Linked DNA regions of Homo sapiens: region 2 is linked to region 1. A link is an interaction called in ENCODE POLR2A ChIA-PET data of the cell type or tissue named here. Cell type or tissue: Panc1. All regions are shown on one strand. Each heading gives the region's core, and the rest is flanking DNA. Links, peaks and the distances in the headings are about the cores only. Region 1 overlaps OIP5 (Opa interacting protein 5). Region 2 overlaps CHP1 (calcineurin like EF-hand protein 1).

Region 1 (9,410 bases), core at 821-8,820:
AAAAGAGCATAAATTTTAGAGACAGCAGACTCGGGTTCTTTTTATTCTTTTTTTTTTTTTTTTTTTTTTTTTTTTGAGATGGAGTCTTGCTCTGACCCAGGCTGGAGCACAGTGGCGGGATCTTGGCTCGCTGCAACCTCCGCCTCCCGGGTTCAAGCTATTCTCCTACCTCAGCCTCCCGAGTAGCTGGGATTCCAGGCGCACGCCACTATGCCTGGCTAATTTTTGTATTTTTATATTTTTAGTAGAGACGGGGTTTCACCATGTTGGCCATGCTGGTCTCGAACTTCTGACCTTGTGATCCACCTGCCTCAGCCTCCCAAAGTGCTGGGATTACAGGTGTGAGCCACCGCACCAGGCCTTAACTTTACTCTTAATGAGGCATGTGAAATAAATTGATCCCTCTCAATCTGTCATATTTGAATACTCCTAAAATATACTCCCTCCGACATTTATTTAAACATTCTACAATTGGCATGAACCTCTTAGATTCAAAGTCATAAAGTAGACAGATACAAGGTTACTTCCGTCTACATTTTATTGTTCTCTTACTGGTAGAGGATTTATTGTAACTAATTTTAAAAAGGATTATTATAGTATGTTGACACTTAGAAATAGCTTTTTTACCCTGAGCTTTTGTTGTGCTCAACAGCATATTTAAATGGAATTTTGTTTGTATTATAAGTGAAGTACATTTTTTTCTAATTGTTATGGCAAATTCAAACCCGAGAGAAGAATATAATGAACCTCTGTCTACCTGTCACTAAACTAGAGCACTTATCAACTCTTGGCCAATCTTGTTTCATCTAAAATCATAGTTGGCTTATCATGCTGGCTCACGCCTGTAATCCCAACACTTTTGGAGGCCAAGGTGGGAGGATCACTTGAACCCAGGAGTTCAAGACCATCATGAGCAACATAGCGAGACTTCATCTCTAAAACAAAACAAAATATCTATCCTCCACAATGTTTTGAAGCAGATACCTGAAATTACATCATTCCATCCATAAATATTTTGGTAAGGATCTTTATAAGAAACTTTTTTCTATTTATTTATTTTTTGAGATGGAGTCTGGCTCTTTTACCCAGGATGGAGAACAACCTCCGCCTCCCAGGCTCAAGCCATCCTTTCACCTCAGCCTCCCAAGTAGCTAGGACTATAAGGCATGCACCACCATGCCCAGCTAATTTGTTGTAGAGATAGGGTTTCAACATGTTGCCCAGGCTGGTTTTGAACTCCTGAACTCAAGTGATCTGCCCACCTTTGCTTCCCAAAGTGCTGGCATTACAAGCATGAGCCACTGCACTCAGCCTTTCTTTTCAATTATTTTATTTTATTTTTTATTTTTTTGAGATGGAGTCTTGCTCTGTAGCCCAGGCTGAAGTGCAGTGGCAGGATCTTGGCTCACTGCAAACTCCGCCTCCCGGGTTCAAGTGATTCCCCTGCCTCAGCCTCCCGAGTAACTGGGACTACAGGTGCATGCCACCACATCTGGCTAATTTTATGTATTTTAGTAGAGACGGGGTTTCACCATGTTGGCCAGGATGGTCTTAATCTCCTGACTTCGTGATCCTCCCACCTCAGCCTCCCAAAGTGTTGGGATTACAGGCGTGAGCCACTGCGCCCAGCCTCTTTTCTTTTTAAAGATATATCCCAATTCTGGCTGGGTACAGTGACTCACGCCTGTAATCCCAGCACTTTGGGAGGCCGAGGCGGGAGGATCACGAGGTCAGGAGTTCAACACCAGCCTGGATGACATAGCGAAACCCCATCTCTACTAATACAAAAATTTGCTGGGCGTGGTGGTGGGCGCCTGTAATCCCTGCTACTGGGGAGGCTGAGGCAGGAGAATCGCTTGAACCCAGGAGGCGGAGGTTGCAGTGAGCCGAGATCACACCATTGCACTCCAACCTGGGTGACAAGAGGAAGACTCCATCTCAGAAAAAAAAAAAATTTAAACATACCACAAACACTATAATAAGCCCCAGGTACCCAGTTTCAACAGTTATTAATATTTTGACAATTATTTTCCTCTATACTCTTCACTTTTTTTTTTTTTTAATTCCTGGAGTATTTTGAAACAAATCACATACAGTAAATCAACTCTTCATCACTTTGGTATTACTTCCTGTTGTCTTGTAGATTCACAGACTGTTATAACCAAAAAAATAACATAATCTAGTTGACCTCATTCTACTGATAAGGATATGGAGAAACAGTTGTATTTGGTAGTGTATTGGAAGTATTTTCCTCCTATAATATTCTCCAGTGCCCATGATCCAATGTAATGATGGAAGGCCCAGCAAGCTAGGTGATGCTAACCCTTAGTGGCAGAGCAAGGCAACCCAAAGCAGCTCAGCACGGATGGTTAGAGACGTAGTACCTACTGTGGTAAGATTGTTAAAAACATGGGGCCGGGCACGGTGGCTCACACCTGTAATGCCGGCACTTTGGAAGGCCTAGGTGTGCAGATCACCTGAGGTCAGGAGTTCGAGACCAGCCTGGCCAACACGGGGAAACCCCGTGTCTAGTAAAAGACAAAATTAGCCAAGCGTGGTGGTGCACGCCTGTAATCCCAGCTACTCACTTGGGAGGCCGAGTCAGGAGAATCACTTGAACCTAGGAGACGGAGGTTGTGGTAAGCCAAGATCACGCCATTGCACTCCAGCCTGGGGAATGAGCGAAACTCCATCTCAAAAAATCACAAACAAAAAACAATAAGGAGCCACAGACTATACACATGATCAGAGGCAAAGTGTGGGAATGAAGTTCTTTTTTTCTTCTACAGTGGTCAACTTAGGATAAATTTTTTTAAATCATAAACCATGGTTTAGCCACTGAGGCACCGCTATATCATTAATCTCACTATCTGAACTTATTGCAATTTTCTTTTCCTTGTTTTATAGTAATATTCAATAAAATATACTGTGTTTTACTGCACTTGCAGATACTGCTTTTTTGTTTGTTTGTTTTTTTGAGATGGAGTCACACTCTGTCACCTAGGCTAGAGTCCAGTGGCATTATCTCGGCTCACTGAAACCTCTGCCCCCTGGCTTCAAGCAATTCTTCTGCCTTAGCCTCCCTAGTAGCTGGGATGACAGGTGTGCCCTACCACACCCAGCTAACTTTTGTATTTTCAGTAGAGACAGGGTTTTGCCATGTTGGCCATGCTGGTCCTGAACTCCTGACCTCAAGTGATCTGCCCACCTTGGCCTTCCAGAGTGCTGGGATTACAGGTGTGAGCCACTATGCCCAGCCCAGGTAATGCAATTTTTTTTTTTTTTTTTTGAGACGGAGTCTTGCTCTGTTGCCCAGACAGAAGTGCAGTGGCATGATCTTGGCTCACTGCAACCTCCACATCCCGGGTTCAAGCAACTCTCCTGCCTCAGCCTCCCTAGTAGCTGGGATTACAGGTGCGTGCCACCACGCCCAGCTAATTTTTGTATTTTTATTAGAGATGGGTTTCGCCGTGTTTGCCAGGCTGGTCCTGAACTCCTGACCTCAAATGATCCACCTGCCTTGGCTTCCCATAGTGCTGGGATTACGGGTGTGAGCCACTGCGCCCAGCCCAGGGACTGCATTTTTTTTTTTTTTTAACAAATTGAAGGTTTGTGACAAGCTTTTGTTGAGCAAGTCTGTTGACACCATTTCTAACAGCATGTGCTCACTTTGTGTCTCTGTGTCACATGTTGGTAATTCTGGCAGTTTTTATTTTTATTATTTATTTATTTTGAGACGGAGGCTCGCTCTGTCACCCAGGCTGGAGTGCAGTGGCGTGATCTAGGCTCACTGCAAGCTCAGCCTCCTGGGTTCACACCATTCTCCTGCCTCAGCCTCCCGAGTAGCTGGGACTTACAGGGGCCCGCCACCACACCCGGCTAATTTTTTTGTAGTTTTAGTAGAGATGGGGTTTTACCATGTTAGCCAGGATGGTCTTGATCTCCTGACCTCATGACCTGCCTCCCTCGGCCTCCCAGAGTGCTGGGATTACAGCCACTGCGCCCGGCCAATTCTGGCAGTTTTTAAAACCTTTTCATCATTATGTCTGTTAACACTGATCTGTGATCAGTGATCTTTGCTGTTACTATTGTAATTGTGGGATGCCACAAACCGCACCCATTGAAGATAGCAAACTTAATCAATACATGCCTGTGTTTTGACTTCCACCAACTAGCCATTCAGTCTTGCCTTCTCAGGCCAATTAATAACCCAACAATGGCCTTTAAGTGTTCAAGTGAAAGAAAAAGTTGCAAGTCTCTCATTTTAAATCAAAAGCTAGAAATGATTAAGCTTAGTGAGGAAGGCATGTGAAGTCATGCCAAATTGTGAATATGAAGAAAAAAAATGGGGTTAGGCGCGGTGGCTCACGCTTGTAATCCCAGCACTTTTGGGAGACTGAGGCGGGTGGATCACATGAGGTCAGGAATTCAAGACCAGCCTGACCAACATGGTGAAACCCCATCTCTACTAAAAATACAAAATTAGCCGGGCATGGTGGCGCACACCTGTAATTCCAGCTCTTTGGGAGGCTGAGGCAGGAGAATTGCTTGAACCCGGGAGGCGGAGGTTGCAGTGCACCAAGAACACACCATTGCACTCCACCTTGGGCAACAAGAGCGAAACTCCATCAAACAAACAAACAAATAAATAAATGGAAATTAAAAGTGCTATTCCAGTGATAAGCTGATATGGAGAAAGTTTGAGTGGTATGAGTAGAAGATCAAATCAGCCACAACATTCCTTTAAACTAAAGCCTAATCCAGAACAAGGCCCTAACTCTGTTCAATTCTGTGAAGGCTGAGAGGTGAGGAAGCTGCAGAAGAAGTTTAGAGTATCAAATGTTGGCTCGGTGCAATGGCTCACGCCTGTAATCCCAGCACTTTGGGAGGCCGAGGTGGGTGGACTGGTTGAACCCAGGAGTTTGAGACCAACCTGGGCAACATGGTGAAATGCTGTCTCTACAAAATACAAAAAAATTTAGCCGGATGTGGTGGCGCACACCTATAGTCCCAGCTGCTTGGGAGGCTGAGAAGGAAGGCTGGCTTGAGCCCAGAGAGGTCGAGGCTGCAATGGAGCTGTGATTGTGCCACCACACTCCAGCCTGGGTGGGTGACAGAGCAAGACCATCTTAAAAAAAAAAAAAAAAAAAAAAGCAGAGGTTGGTTCATGAGATTTAAGGAAAGAAACCTTCTCCATAACAAAAGTCCAAAGTGAAACAGCAAGTACTGATGCAGAAGCTACAGAAAATGAAAGTGGGTACACTAAAGAACATATTTTCAGTGCAGATGAAACAGCCTTCTGTTGGAAGAAGATACCATCTCAGACTTTCATAGGTAGAAAGGAGAAGTCATTACCTGGCTTCAAAGGAGCTGGTCACAGTGACTCACATGTGTAATCCCAGCACTTTGGGAGACCAAAGTGGGAGGATTGCTTGAGCACAGGAGTTCAAGACCAGCCTGGGCAACATAGCAAGAACCTGTCTCTACGAAAAATTTAAAAATTAGATGGGCATTTTAGTGTGTACCTGTGGTCCCAGCTACTTGGAAGGCTGAGGTGGGAGGATCACTTGAGTCTGGGATGTCAAGGCTGTAGTGAGCTGTGATTGTACCACTGCACTCCATCCAAAAGAAAAAGAAAAAAAAGCTTCAAAGGACAGGCTTTCTTGTTAGGGGCTATTGCAGCTGGTGACTTTAAGTTGAAGTCAATGCTCATTTACTATTACTATCTATAGCTACTATAGATAGTTATTCCTCTGATGGATCTGGGCAAAGTAAATCAAAAACCTTCTGGAAACCCAGCTAAATTTTGTATTTTTAGTAGAGACGGAGTTTCACCATGTTGACCAGGCTGTTCTCAAACTCCTGATCTCAAGTGATCTGCCTGCCTCCCAAAATGCTGGGATTACAAGCGTGAGCCATTGCGCCCGAATGGAAATTAAATTAATTTCCACTGAGACATTTGTTTATAAGTACTGTGCTTTGTCTGAATTAATTAATTCCTACGTGGAATTTCAAATTAATGACACTTTATTTCATATTTTGCTTTTTGGTTAACTATATTCACAAGATTACATTACTATATGTGTGGTGTGGGTGTGGGACTTCATTTACCAATAAACTCAATATATTGTTATTTGTTCTTTTTTAGTATCCACTGACATGAATATTTCTTTTTAGCTATGTGATTTTTTTTTTTCTTTTTTAAGATGGAGTTTCGCTCTTGTTGCCCAGGCTGGAGTGCAGTGGCACAATCTCCGCTCACTGCAACCTCCGCCTCCCAGGTTCAAGCGATTCTCCTGCCTCACCCTCCTAAGTAGCTGGGATTACAGGCACCCGCCACCAGGCCTGGCTAATTTTTTTATTTTTAGTAGAGACAGGGTTTCGCCACGTTGGCCAGGCTGGTCTCGAACTCCTGACCTCAGGTGATCCACCCGCCTTGGCCTCCCAAAGTGCTGGGATTACAGGCGTGAGCCATCATGCCCGGGCTAGCTATGTGATTTTTATGTTGTATTTTGTTAATAGAATTCTCCTAGCCTGGGAAACAAAGTAAGACCCCATTTCTGCCAAAAAAAAAATTAGTAGGGCATGGTAGCATGCACCTGTAGTCCCAGCTTTGGGAAGCTGAGGCAGGTAGATCAGTTGAGCCCAGGAATTCAAGGCTGCAGTGAGCTATGATTGTATCACTACGTTCTAACCTGGGCGACAGAGCAAGAACTTGTCTCAAAAAAAAACCAAAAAAAACTTCATACTATATATTAATACAATTTATTTTTCCTTTACCAAACCACTTTAAAATTGCTTTTAGCACATGCATGATGAAATATTTTCTTAAAGTGCTTTTCTTGTAAAACATTTATTTATTTTTTAAGACGGGGTATTACCATGTTGCCTAGGCTGCTCTCGAATTCCTGGGCTCAAGCTATCTGCCCACTTTGGCCTCTCATAGTGCTGGGATTACAGTAGGTGTGAACCACTGTGCCTGACCAAAATGTTTCTTTCTAATATTTAAATATGTCTTATATACCAGCAAATATGATGACTTGCTCAAGAATTGTAATGAGAGCTAAAATCAACATCTGACTCTTCATCAGTAATCTTTTCAGAGGATAAGGAAAACAAAATAGATGGCTTGCTAGGGTAATAGGATTCCCTTTTCTTTCTCTTTTAGTCTGCGCATTTTTTTCTTTTTTATTTATTTATTTATTTATTTATTTTTTTATTGATCATTCTTGGGTGTTTCTCGCAGAGGGGGATTTGGCAGGGTCATAGGACAATAGTGGAGGGAAGGTCAGCAGATAAACAAGTGAACAAAGGTCTCTGGTTTTCCTAGGCAGAGGACCCTGCGGCCTTCCGCAGTGTTTGTGTCCCTGGGTACTTGAGATTAGGGAGTGGTGATGACTCTTAAGGAGCATGCTGCCTTCAAGCATCTGTTTAACAAAGCACATCTTGCACCGCCCTTAATCCATTTAACCCTGAGTGGACACAGCACATGTTTCAGAGAGCACAGGATTGGGGGTAAGGTCATAGATCAACAGGATCCCAAGGCAGAAGAATTTTTCTTAGTACAGAACAAAATGAAAAGTCTCCCATGTCTACTTCTTTCTACACAGACACAGCAGCCATCCGATTTCTCAATCTTTTCCCCACCTTTCCCCCTTTTCTATTCCACAAAACTGCCATTGTCATCATGGCCCATTCTCAATGAGCTGTTGGGTACACCTCCCAGACAGGGTGGTGGCCGGGCAGAGGGGCTCCTCACTTCCCAGTAGGGGCGGCCGGGCAGAGGCGCCCATCACCTCGCGGACGGGGCGGCTGGCCGGGCGGGGGGCTGACCCCCCCACCTCCCTCCAGGACGGGACGGCTGGCCGGGCGGGGGGCTGGACCACCCCACCTCCCTCCCGGACGGGGCGGCTGGCCGGGCGGGGGGCTGACCCCCCCACCTCCCTCCTGGACGGGGCGGCTGGCTGGGCGGGGGGCTGACCCCCCACCTCCCTCCCCGACAGGGTGGCTGCCGGGCGGAGACGCTCCTCACTTCCCAGATGGGGTGGCTGCCGGGCGGAGGGGCTCCTCACTTCTCAGACAGGGAGGCTGCCGGGCGGAGGGTCTCCTCACTTCTCAAGATGGGGCAGCCGGGCAGAGACGCTCCTCACCTCCCAGGCAGGGTCGCGGCCGGGCAGAGGCGCTCCTCACATCCCAGACGGGGCGGCAGGGCAGAGGCGTTCCCCACATCTCAGACCATGGGAGGCCGGGCAGAGACGCTCCTCACTTCCTAGATGGGATGGCGGCCGGGAAGAGGCGCTCCTCACTTCCTAGATGGGATGGCGGGCGGGCAGAGACGCTCCTCACTTTCCAGACTGGGCAGCCAGGCAGAGGGGCTCCTCACATCCCAGACGATGGGTGGCCAGGCAGAGACGCTCCTCACTTCCCAGACGGGGTGGCGGCTGGGCAGAGGCTGTAATCTCGGCACTTTGGGAGGCCAAGGCAGGCGGCTGGGAGGTGGAGGTTGTAGCGAGCCAAGATCATGCCACTGCACTCCAGCCTGGGCACCATTGAGCACTGAGTGAACGAGACGAGACTCCGTCTGCAATCCCGGCACCCTGGGAGGCCGAGGCTGGTGGATCACTCGCGGTTAGGAGCTGGAGACCAGCCCAGCCAACACAGCGAAACCCCGTCTCCACCAAAAAAATATGAAAACCTGTCAAGTGTGGCGGCGCGTGCCTGCAATCGCAGGCACTCGGCAGGCTGAGGCAGGAGAATCAGGCAGGGAGGTTGCAGTGAGCCGAGATGGCAGCAGTACAGTCCAGCTTTGGCTTGGCATCAGAGGGAGACCGTGGAAAGAGAGGGAGAGGGAGACCGTGGGGAGAGGAGGGAGAGGGAGAGGGCGCATTTTTTTCATTAACTTTCTTTTTTAATATAAGCAAAAGACAAACCTTGATTTTAGTTCTATGAACAATTTGTTTAGTAAGGCCCCAGTCAACTTGATTATTTTTCAACAACTGTGAATTTATATAATGATAGCCATTTTACATGATTTGTAGTTTTAAATGTTTAAATGTTAATCAGATTAGTTAGCTCTTTTTGTGTTTATTAGGGGTAAATTACCTTTCTCTTCTGAAGCGACAATTATACATCCATGATTGCTTTGACCAGAATATACGAGGGTATCCGCAATCCAGCATGTAATTAAATTACAATCTGAGTTACCCTTTCTTGAATGTGACATTCTTTCCGTCTCATTCCTATTACAATGTAATTTTCACCCTGACTTAGGTGTTAGGAATGCTTCAGAGACTAGTTATTTTTTATTTCTTATATGATTTTTTATTCTTACCCATATTGTGTTTTTCCCCACCCCTAGTACTTACAACCTTTTATTCTGTGGTTCTTGTGGGATTCCCGTTGGTTTCCAT
Region 2 (9,410 bases), core at 805-8,804, 75 kb after region 1:
GTTAAAAAGAAAGAGGGCTGGGTATGGCAGCTCAGCCTATAATCCCAGCACTTTTGGAGGCCAAGGTGGAAGAACTGCTTCAGGCTAGGAGTTCGAGACCAGCCTGGGCAACAGAGCAAGACCACATCTCTAAAAAGTTTAAAAAAAAAAAAAAAATTAGCCAGGCATGGTGGCACGTGCCTGTAGTCCCAGCTACTTGGGAAGCTGAAGCGGGAGGATTGTTTGAGCCTAGAAGGTCAAGGCTGCAAGGAGCCATGGTAACATCACTGCCCTCGAGCCTGGGTGACAGAGTGAGACCCTGTTTCAAAACAGAAAAAACAAAACAAACAGAAAGAGTATAAAAAATAATTTGTCAGCCGGGCGCAGTGGCTCACACCTGTAATCCCAGCACTTTGGGAGGCCGAGGCGGGAGGATCATGAGGTCAAGAGATGAAGACCAACCTGGCTAACACGGTGAAACCCCGTCTCTACTAAAAAAACAAAAAATTAGCTAGGCGTGGTGACGGGCACCTGTAGTCCCAGCTACTCGGGAGACTGAGGCAGGAGAATGGCATGAACCTGGGAGGTGGAGGTTGCAGTGAGCCAAGATTGCGCCACTGCACTCCAGCCTGGTGACAGAGCAAGACTCCGTCTCAAAATAAATAAATAAATAAATAAATAAATAAATAAATAAATAAATAAATACTTTGTCAACTGTTAAATAAATAATATACGAACAAGTTATTATTACTGGTTGCTTTATAGTAGAATGTAGATCTGGGCAGTTTCTCTAAAACTTAGATTCTCAAATTTACCCATCAACATAAACCTAATAGAAAAAAATAAATACTCCAAAGTGGCCTAAACACCACAAGCATAAGATCCATCCGAAGGCCGGGCACAGTGGCTCACGCCTGTAATCCCAGCACTTTGGGAGGCTGAGGCAGGTGGATCACGAGGTCAAGAGATCAAGACCATCCTGGCCAACATGGTGAAACCCCGTCTCTACTAAAAACACAAAAATTAGCTGGGCATGGTGGCGCGAGCCTGTAGTCCCAGCTACTCTGGAGGCTGAGAAAGGAGAATCACTTGAACCTGGGAGGTGGAGGTTGCAGTGAGCCAAGATTGCGCCACTGCACTCCAGCCTGGTGACAGAGTGAGACTCCATCTCAAAAAAAAAAAAAAAAAAAAAAAAAAAAAACCATGTGAAATACAGATTTGTGTGGATTCACTGAAAAGCATACCAACATTATGTTCTGCCTCATGGTATACCTAGGAAAACCTTCCTTGAAGATTTTTTTAGAAAAAGACAGTATCACTGGTAGTAGTCAATTCTGAGAACAGAGCCATGTACGATGGCATTCTTTGTGGCCAAGAAATTTCCAATGGGGAGTGGTTTTCCAAACATTCAAGGGCACAGGGATGCTTAGAAAAACCAGGGTTTTTAGACTGTTAGTAACCAGACATGCCATCCCTCTATACTGCTCACCTTCACTGTGCAAGTCCCTTCTCTTACAGAGAGATTCAGCCTCACAGGTAACTTCTATCTCAAGCACCCACAGGTTGTTGCTTTAGTTGACTTGTACATAATGAGGAGATTAAAATCTGTTAATAGGACATACCCACTGGAACACACATTCAATTAGAAAACACAGCTTTCCAGGCCGGGCGTGGTGGCTCACTCCTGTAATTCCAGCACTTTGGGAGGCCGAGGTGGGTGGATCATGAGGTCAGGAGTTAGACACGAGCCTGGCCAAGATGGTAAAACCCCGTCTCTACTAAAAATACAAAAATCAGACGGGCGTGGTGGCGGGTGCCTGTAATCCCAGCTACTTGGGAGGCTGAGGCAGAGAACTGCTTGAACCCGGGAGGCGGAGGTTGCAGTCAGCCAAGATTGTACCACTCCAGCCTGGGCAACAGAGCGAGACTCTGTCTCAAAAAAAAAAAAGAAAAGAAAATACAGCTTTCCATTTTAAGTAGTATGAGAGGTTAAGCATATGGTACAACATATTTATTAACACTGAAATGACAAAAATTTCCATTAGCTAAAGCACTTAATCAGTATTTTTAAATTAAATGGATAAGATGGCCAGGCGTGGTGGTTGACGCCTATAATCCCAGCACTTTGGGAGGCCAAGGTGGGCAGATCGCCTGAGGTCAGGAGTTTGAGACCAGCCTGACCAATATGGAGAAACCCTGTCTCTATTAAAAATACAAAATAAGCCAGGCATAGTGGCATGTGCCTGTAATCCCAACCCAGGAGTCCGAGACCAGCCTGGGCAACATAGGGAAACCCTGTCTCTAATTAAAAAAAAAAAAAAAAAGGCAGCTGGCAGCGATCCCCAGCCTTTTTGGGACCAGGGACCAGTTTTATGGAAAATAATTTTTCTCCTGGGGGTAGACAGGATAGTTTCAGGATGACACTGTTCAACCTCAGATCAGCAGGCATTAGATTCTCATAAGGAGCACTCAGTCTAGATCCCTCACATGGGCAGTTCACAATAGGGTTTCTGTTCCTATGAGAATCTAGTGCCGCCACTGATCTGACCGGAGGCGGTGCTCAGGTGATAATGCTCACTTGCATTCTGTTCACCTCCTGCTGTGTAGCCCGGTTCCTAACTGGCCACAGACTGGTACTGGTCTGCAACCCAGAGGTTGGGGACCCCAGGGGTCCTAAAGTGGTCTTTTGCAGGTCAGGTTAAGGTAAGAGCCTGGTCAGTATCTGAACACAAAGATGGTTTCTCTTCTTTAAATATTCTTTGTTCTGATGTAATCTATGGAGTTACAAGGCAGGATAATGATTACCCTTTGGGGAGGGGAGCAGGTAAAGACAAAAGGAGCATAAGGGAAGCTTCTGGGTATTGGTAATAATCAGTTTCTTCATCTGGAGGCTGGATAGTCTTCCCTTGGTGAAAATTTATCATGTCCAATGCTTTTGATTTGTGCACTTTTCTGTATGTTATACTTCAATAAAGTTTGCTTTAAAAACATCCTCTGGGCCAGGCACAGTGGCTCACACCTGTAATCCTAGCACTTTGGGAGGCTGAGGTGGGTGGGTCACAAGGTCAAGAGATCGAGACCATCCTGGCCAACATGGTGAAACCCGTCTCTACTAAAAATAAAAAAATTCACTGGGCGTGGTAGTGCACGCCTATAATTGCAGCTACTCTGGAGGCTGAGGCAGGAGAATCACTTGAACCCGGAAGCGGTGAACTTGGCTGCAGTGAGCCGAGATTGTGCCTCTGCACTCCAGCCTGGTGACAGAGCGAGACTCTGTCTCAAAAAAAAAAAAAGAAAGAAAGAAAGAAAGTCTTAAATATCTCCTCTTGATATTCTGAAATTTCATCTATATATATCTTATTGTGAAGTATTCTTTATTATTCATTGTTCAGCATTAGGTGAACCTTCTTAGACTAAAAATGGGCCCTTTAGCTGGGAAGTTTGCTTCTGTTCCTTTTTTTTTTTTTTGGTAAGAAACCTCACCTGGATTTTGTTCCTATTTTAAAAATTATTTCTTCTCCTCCTCTTTATTATTTATTTATTTATTATTTATTTATTTTTGAGATGGAATTTCACTCTTACTGCCCAGGCTGGAGTGCAATGGCATGATCTTGGCTCACTGCAACCTCCGCCTCCCGGGTTCAAGCGATTCCCCTGCCTCGGCCTCCCAAAGTGCTGGGATTACAGGCATGAGCCACTGCGCCTGGCCTAAGCTGCCTTTTTAGAAAAAACAATCTCTATGGCAATGGTAGAAATATCTTACCCAAAATAATGGCATCTGAAGAAAGTAAGGTTTATAAGGTTACAGTGTATATTTATATTCCGTGAAATATCAATCTGAAGAGATGGTCCATGTAAAAAGGCAGACAGGGAAATTGCAAATCAATTTGGCAAACACTTCTCCCTTGAATGTTCCCAATTCACCCAGGTAAATTAAAGATGTGGTGAAATCTAGTAATTAGGTAGCCTATTTAACCTTGTTGACCAAGGTTTTCACAAATTTTAGTCAATAACTTTTTGCTTTTTTTTTTTTTTTTTAACATAACACCTATTGATAGACCAAGGAATGACTGTTCTATAAAGCATGCTTCGGAGTGAGTCTCTGAAAGCACTCTGAAGAAGCTCCATTCTAACCAAAGCCTTCCACAGTTCTGCCTTATGTTCCACTGGAGCTGATCACTACAAAGGAATGCAGAATGCCCCAGACTGTACACTGTAGCCTCTCACTCTGCAGAATTTGGCTTCAGGCCCAGACATGGAGCACCTTGAAAGAGGAAAGTAAAAAAAAAAAAAAAAAATTGTTGAAGTGAAAATCTTTCTCCTAATAACTACAACTGCCTTCTTAAGGTGAAGGCGAGGCCGGGCGCAGTGGCTTACGCCTGTAATCTTAGCACTTTGGGAGGCCAAGGCAGGTGGATCACAAGGTCAGGAGATCAAAACCATCCTGGCTAACACAGTGAAACCCCGTCTCTACTAAAAATACAAAAAATTAGCTGGGTGTGGTGGCGGGCACCTGTAGTCCCAGCTACTCGGTTGGCTGAGGCATGAGAATGGCATGAACCCGGGAGGCGGAGGTTGCAGTGAGCCGAGATCGTGCCACTGCACTCCAGCCTGGACGACAGAGCGAGACTCCATCTCAAAAAAAAAAAAAAAAAAAAAAAAAAAAGAAGGTGAAGGCCAGGCATGGTGGCACACATCTGTAGTCCCAGCACTTTGGGAGACTGAGGCAGGCAGATGGTTTGAGTTCAGGAGTTCGAGACCAGTCATGGGGAACATGGCGAGACCTCCTCTCTACAAAAAATACAAAAGTTAGCCAGGCAGTGACACGTGCCTGTAGTCCCAGCTACTCAGGAGGCTGAGGTGGGAGGCTACAGTGAGCCGTGATGGTGCCACTGCAATCAAGCCTGGGCAATAGAGTCAGACCCTGTCTCAAAAACAAAAACCAAAAAAAGAAGGTGGAAGCTGTTCCAGGTAACAAAAGATTGGAAGCCACTTGTATTCGGATGAGCACTCTGATGGGTCCTGGAAACATCAAGACAGGCCTTAAGCTGAGTTTGGCAACAAAGGCTGGAGAGAACTGGATCATTCTACTAGAGAAGAGTTCCCAGTTAGGCCAACTCATTTCTAAGGCTAGAGGGGGTAGAAGAGGAGAGGGCTGAGAGAAGGGGAAGACAATTTAATCGGATGGCCACAGGCTAAGAAGATAATTGTCAGGAGGCACAGCCAGAGTGAAATCCCAGTAGTGGGTGGGTCTGACAAAACGATTTACATAAAATATATTACTCGTTTACTATGTGGCACATTATGTGGTACAATTGGCTAATTTCTTCTAGGTATTCAAGGTAGCTTGGTGCTTCTCTCATTTATTTTTATTTTTTGTAGAGACGGGGTTTCACTATGTTGCTCAGGCTGGTCTTGAGACTCCGGGCCTCAAGGAATCCTCTCACCTCAGCCTCCCAAAGTGCTGGGATTACAGGCATGAGTCTCCTCGCCCAACCTTTCTTATATTTCAATCCACACCATGATAGAGATCAAAGAACAGGTTTAAGACCTAGAGCTTTCAGGCCAGGTACAGTGGCTTATGCCTATAATCCCAGTACTTTGGGAGGCCATGGCGGGAGGACTGATGGAGCCCAGGAGTTTGAGACCAGCATGGGCAACAAGGTGAGACTGTGTCTCCACAAAAAATGAAAATAAAATAAAAATAACAGGAGAAGCACCAAGCTACCTTGAATACCTAGAAGAAACTATTCCATTGTACCACATAATGTGCGCTTTTTTGCTTTTTTGCTAAAAGTAAAAAGAAAAAAAAATTAGCCAGGCATAGTGATGCATGCCTGTAGTCCTAGCTACTTGGGCAGCTGAGGTGGGAGAACTGTCTGAGCCCAGGAGGTTGAGGTTGCAGTGAGCTGTGATGGTGCCATTACACTCCAGCCTAGGAGACAGAGTGCGACCCTGTCTCTTACAAAAAAAAAAAAAATATTGCCAGCATGGAGAACAGTGTCTGGCACATCATAGATAGTCAGTAAATACCTACCAAATGAGTGAGCTAGTCTGCTGGTTTTCCACAGGCTGTGAAATGGTAACTTACAGATTGAGCAAATCTTACTTAGATACTTATTTATTTATTTATTTATTTTATTTATTTATTTTTTTATTTGAGACGGAGTCTTGCTCTGTCGCCCAGGCTGGAGTATGGTGGTGTGATCTCGGCTCACTGAAAGCTCCGCCTCCCGGGTTCACACCATTCTCCTGCCTCAGCCTCCCGAGTAGCTGGGACTACAGGTACCCACCACCACTCCCAGCTAATTTTTTGTATTTTTAGTAGAGACGGGGTTTCACTGTGTTAGCCAGGTTGGTCTTCTCTTGACCCCATGATCTGCCTGCCTCGGCCTCCCAAAGTGCTGGGATTACAGGCGTGAACCACCGCGCCCGGCCCTATTTATTTATTTATTTTAAGATGGAGTCTTGCTCTGCTGCCCAGGCTGGAGTGCAGTGGCACGATCTCGGCTCACTGCAACCTCCACCTCCCGGGTTCAAGTGATTCTCCTGCCTCAGCCTCCCAAGTAGCTGGGATTACAGGCGTGCGCCACCACACCTGGTTAATTTTTTTGTATTTTTAGTAGAGACGGGGTTTTACCATGTTGGCCAGCCTGGTCTCGAACTCCTGACCTCAGCTGATCCACCCATCTCGGCCTCCCAAAGTGCTGGGATTACAAGAGTGAGCCACCACAACCGGCCAGAATTTTTTTTTTTTTTAAAGGCAGGATCTCACTGTGTTGCCCAGGGTGCAGGGCAGTGCTGCAATCTTGGTTCACTACAACCTCCGCCTCCCGGGTTCAAGCAATTTTCCTGCCTCAACCTCCCAAGTACCTGGAATTCCAGGCATGCGCCACCACACCCAGCTAATTTTTGTATTTTTCGTAAAGATGGTGTTTCACCATGTCGGCCAGGCCGATCTCAAACTCCTGGCCTCAAGTGATCCACCTGCCTTGGCCTCCCAAAGTGCTGGATTACAGCCAGGTGTAAGCCACTGCGCTTGGCCCTTACTTAGATTTTAAGGAGCAGGCTACACTGACGCCTGGAAAGTTTTCAACATTTTTTTTTTTTTTTTGAGACAGAGTCTCGCTCTGTAGCCCATGGTCTCGACCTCCTGACCTTGTGATCCGCCCGTCTCAGCCTCCCAAAGTGCTGGGATTACAGGTGTGAGCCACCACACCCGGGCTTTTTTTTAATTTTTTGAGATGGAGTCTAGCTGTGTCTCCCAGGCTGGAGTGCAGTAGCGTGATCTCGCCTCCCAGGTTCAAGTGATTCTCCTACCTCAGCCTCTCGAGTAGCTGGGACTACAGGCGCCTGCCACCACGCCCAGCTAATTTTTTGTATTTTTAATAGAGACGGGGTTTCACTGCGTTAGCCAGGCAGGTGCATCACGAGGTCAGGATATCGAGACCATGGGCTACAGAGCGAGACTCTCTCTCAAAAAAAAAAAAAAAAAAAAAAAAAAGCTTTTTGGCCAGGCACGGTGGCTCGCACCTTTAATCCCAGCACTTTGGGAGGCCAAGGCGGGTGGATCACGAGGTCAGGAGTTTGAGACCAGCCTGGCCAAGATGGTGAAACCCCGTTTCTACTAAAAATACAGAAATTAGCAGGGCGTGGTGTCATGCGCCTGTAATCCTAGCTACTCAGGAAGCTGAGGCAGGAGAATCACTTGAACCCGGGAGGCAGAGGTTGCAGTGAGCCGAGATCACACCATTGCACTCCAGCCTGGCCAACAAGAGTGAAACTCCATCTTAAAAAAAAAAGAAACAGCTCATTAAAAAAAAAACTTTTCGATTATTTTCCAGCACACAGCAAACATGATAAAAACACACACATTTAGAAACCACCCACTTTCTACAAAGAAGAAAAGAACTCAGAATATAAATTTTAAGTCTTTACTGGGTGGTTAAGTCTGAATTTATGAGGCAAGTATAAACTCAAAGGAATTTTTAAGTATTGGAGCTAAAATTACAAATAGGGATTTCTAGTCTAGTTATTTTTCAAGTGTAAATTCACATAGTTTTAATAGCGTCTTCAACGAATGGTGCTGGTACAACTGGATATCCACATGCAAAAAAAAATGATGTTGGACTCTTCTCTGACACCATATACAAAACCAACTCAAAATAAATCAAAAGACCTTAATATAAGAACTAAAACCATAAAGCCCTTACAAGAAGATATAGGATAAGCCTTTGGGACACTGGATTTGGCAATGGTTTCTTATATATGATACCAAAAGCACAAGCACTGAAAGAAATATTAAAGAAACTGGACTTCATCAAAATTAAAAACTTTTGTGCTTTAAAGAACACTACAAAGAGAGTGAAAAGACAACTCATATGACCCACCATTCCACTCCTAGGTATACGTCCAAGAGAAATTAAAACATATGTGCACCCAAAAATGTTTAAAGCAACACTATTTGCAATACTCAAAAGGTGTAAACTCAAATGTTTACTAACTGCTGAATGGATACACAAATGTGGCATATCCATATGACAGACTATTTATTCAGCCATAAAAAGGAATGAAGTACTGGTATATGCTACATCATGGATGAACCTTAAAAACATCATGTTAAGTAGAAGAAGTCAGTTTGTTTGTTTGAGACAAAGTCTCTCTCTGTCGCCCAGGCTGGAATACAGCAGCACAATCTGGGCTCACTGCAACCTCCACCTCCCAAGTTCAAGCAATTCTCCTGCCTCAGCCTCCTGAGTAGCTTGGATTACAGGCGCCCACCACCACGCACAGGCGCCCACCACCACGCCACGCTAATTTTTGTATTTTTAATAGAGACGGGGTTTCCCCATGTTGGCCAGCCTGGTCTCGAACTCCTGATCTCAGGTGATCCGCCCGCCTTGGCCTCCCAAAGTGCTAGAATTACAGGCATGAGCCACCGTGTCCAGCCAGAAGAAGTCAGTTATGAGAGGGCCATATAATTCCATTTATATGAATTGTCCAGAGAGAAAAAGAAGGTAGATTTATGGTTGCCAGGGGATGAGAGAAGGGGGAAATACGTATGCTTAATAGGTATGCTTAACCCCATGCTTAATGAGTATGGGGTTTCCATTTGGGGTGATGATTACGTCCAAAGGCTTAGCAACTGTATTCCTTCCCCCTTTATGCTACATCCAACACCTGTGCTAGAAACTTTCTAAAGAAGTCCTAAGCTGCTTCATGCCAGCCAAAAGGAAGGGCAACAGCTTCATTACATGCCAATCAAAGATGAAGAACCACAGCATAAGAAAGGTTGCTACTGAGAGTTAGTGTGGGAGATAATGGTAAAGAATATTTCATTTGATTATGGTAAGACAATTACAAACATAAAACAATATAGCATTACATCACTCTGATATCATATACTTACCTAGACCAGAGTTTCTCAATTT

The links. ChIA-PET counts read pairs that join two places held together with the same protein. Peaks named below come from ENCODE experiments on the same cell type or tissue, not always from the same donor. Only the 100,000 strongest peaks of a DNase experiment are listed, where the experiment ranks them.
Region 2: POLR2A ChIA-PET joins it to region 1 with 10 read pairs; 12 of 35 experiments call an interaction of 5 or more read pairs at or near these places.

The regions. Positions count from the first base shown.
Region 1 is chr15:41,319,729-41,329,138 of GRCh38, reverse strand. It overlaps OIP5 (Opa interacting protein 5), which reads left to right. Exons shown (of 5, transcript NM_007280.2): 3 at 9,359-9,410. Among named protein-coding and RNA genes, the nearest start is that of OIP5, 8.2 kb to the left of the region's middle. In Panc1, for the core only: no CTCF peak of the experiment used is centred there; no DNase peak of the experiment used is centred there.
Region 2 is chr15:41,244,698-41,254,107 of GRCh38, reverse strand. All of the region lies in intron 2 of CHP1 (calcineurin like EF-hand protein 1), which reads right to left. Among named protein-coding and RNA genes, the nearest start is that of CHP1, 18 kb to the right of the region's middle. RefSeq lists a silencer at 5,011-5,211. In Panc1, for the core only: no CTCF peak of the experiment used is centred there; a DNase peak (open chromatin) is centred at 4,177.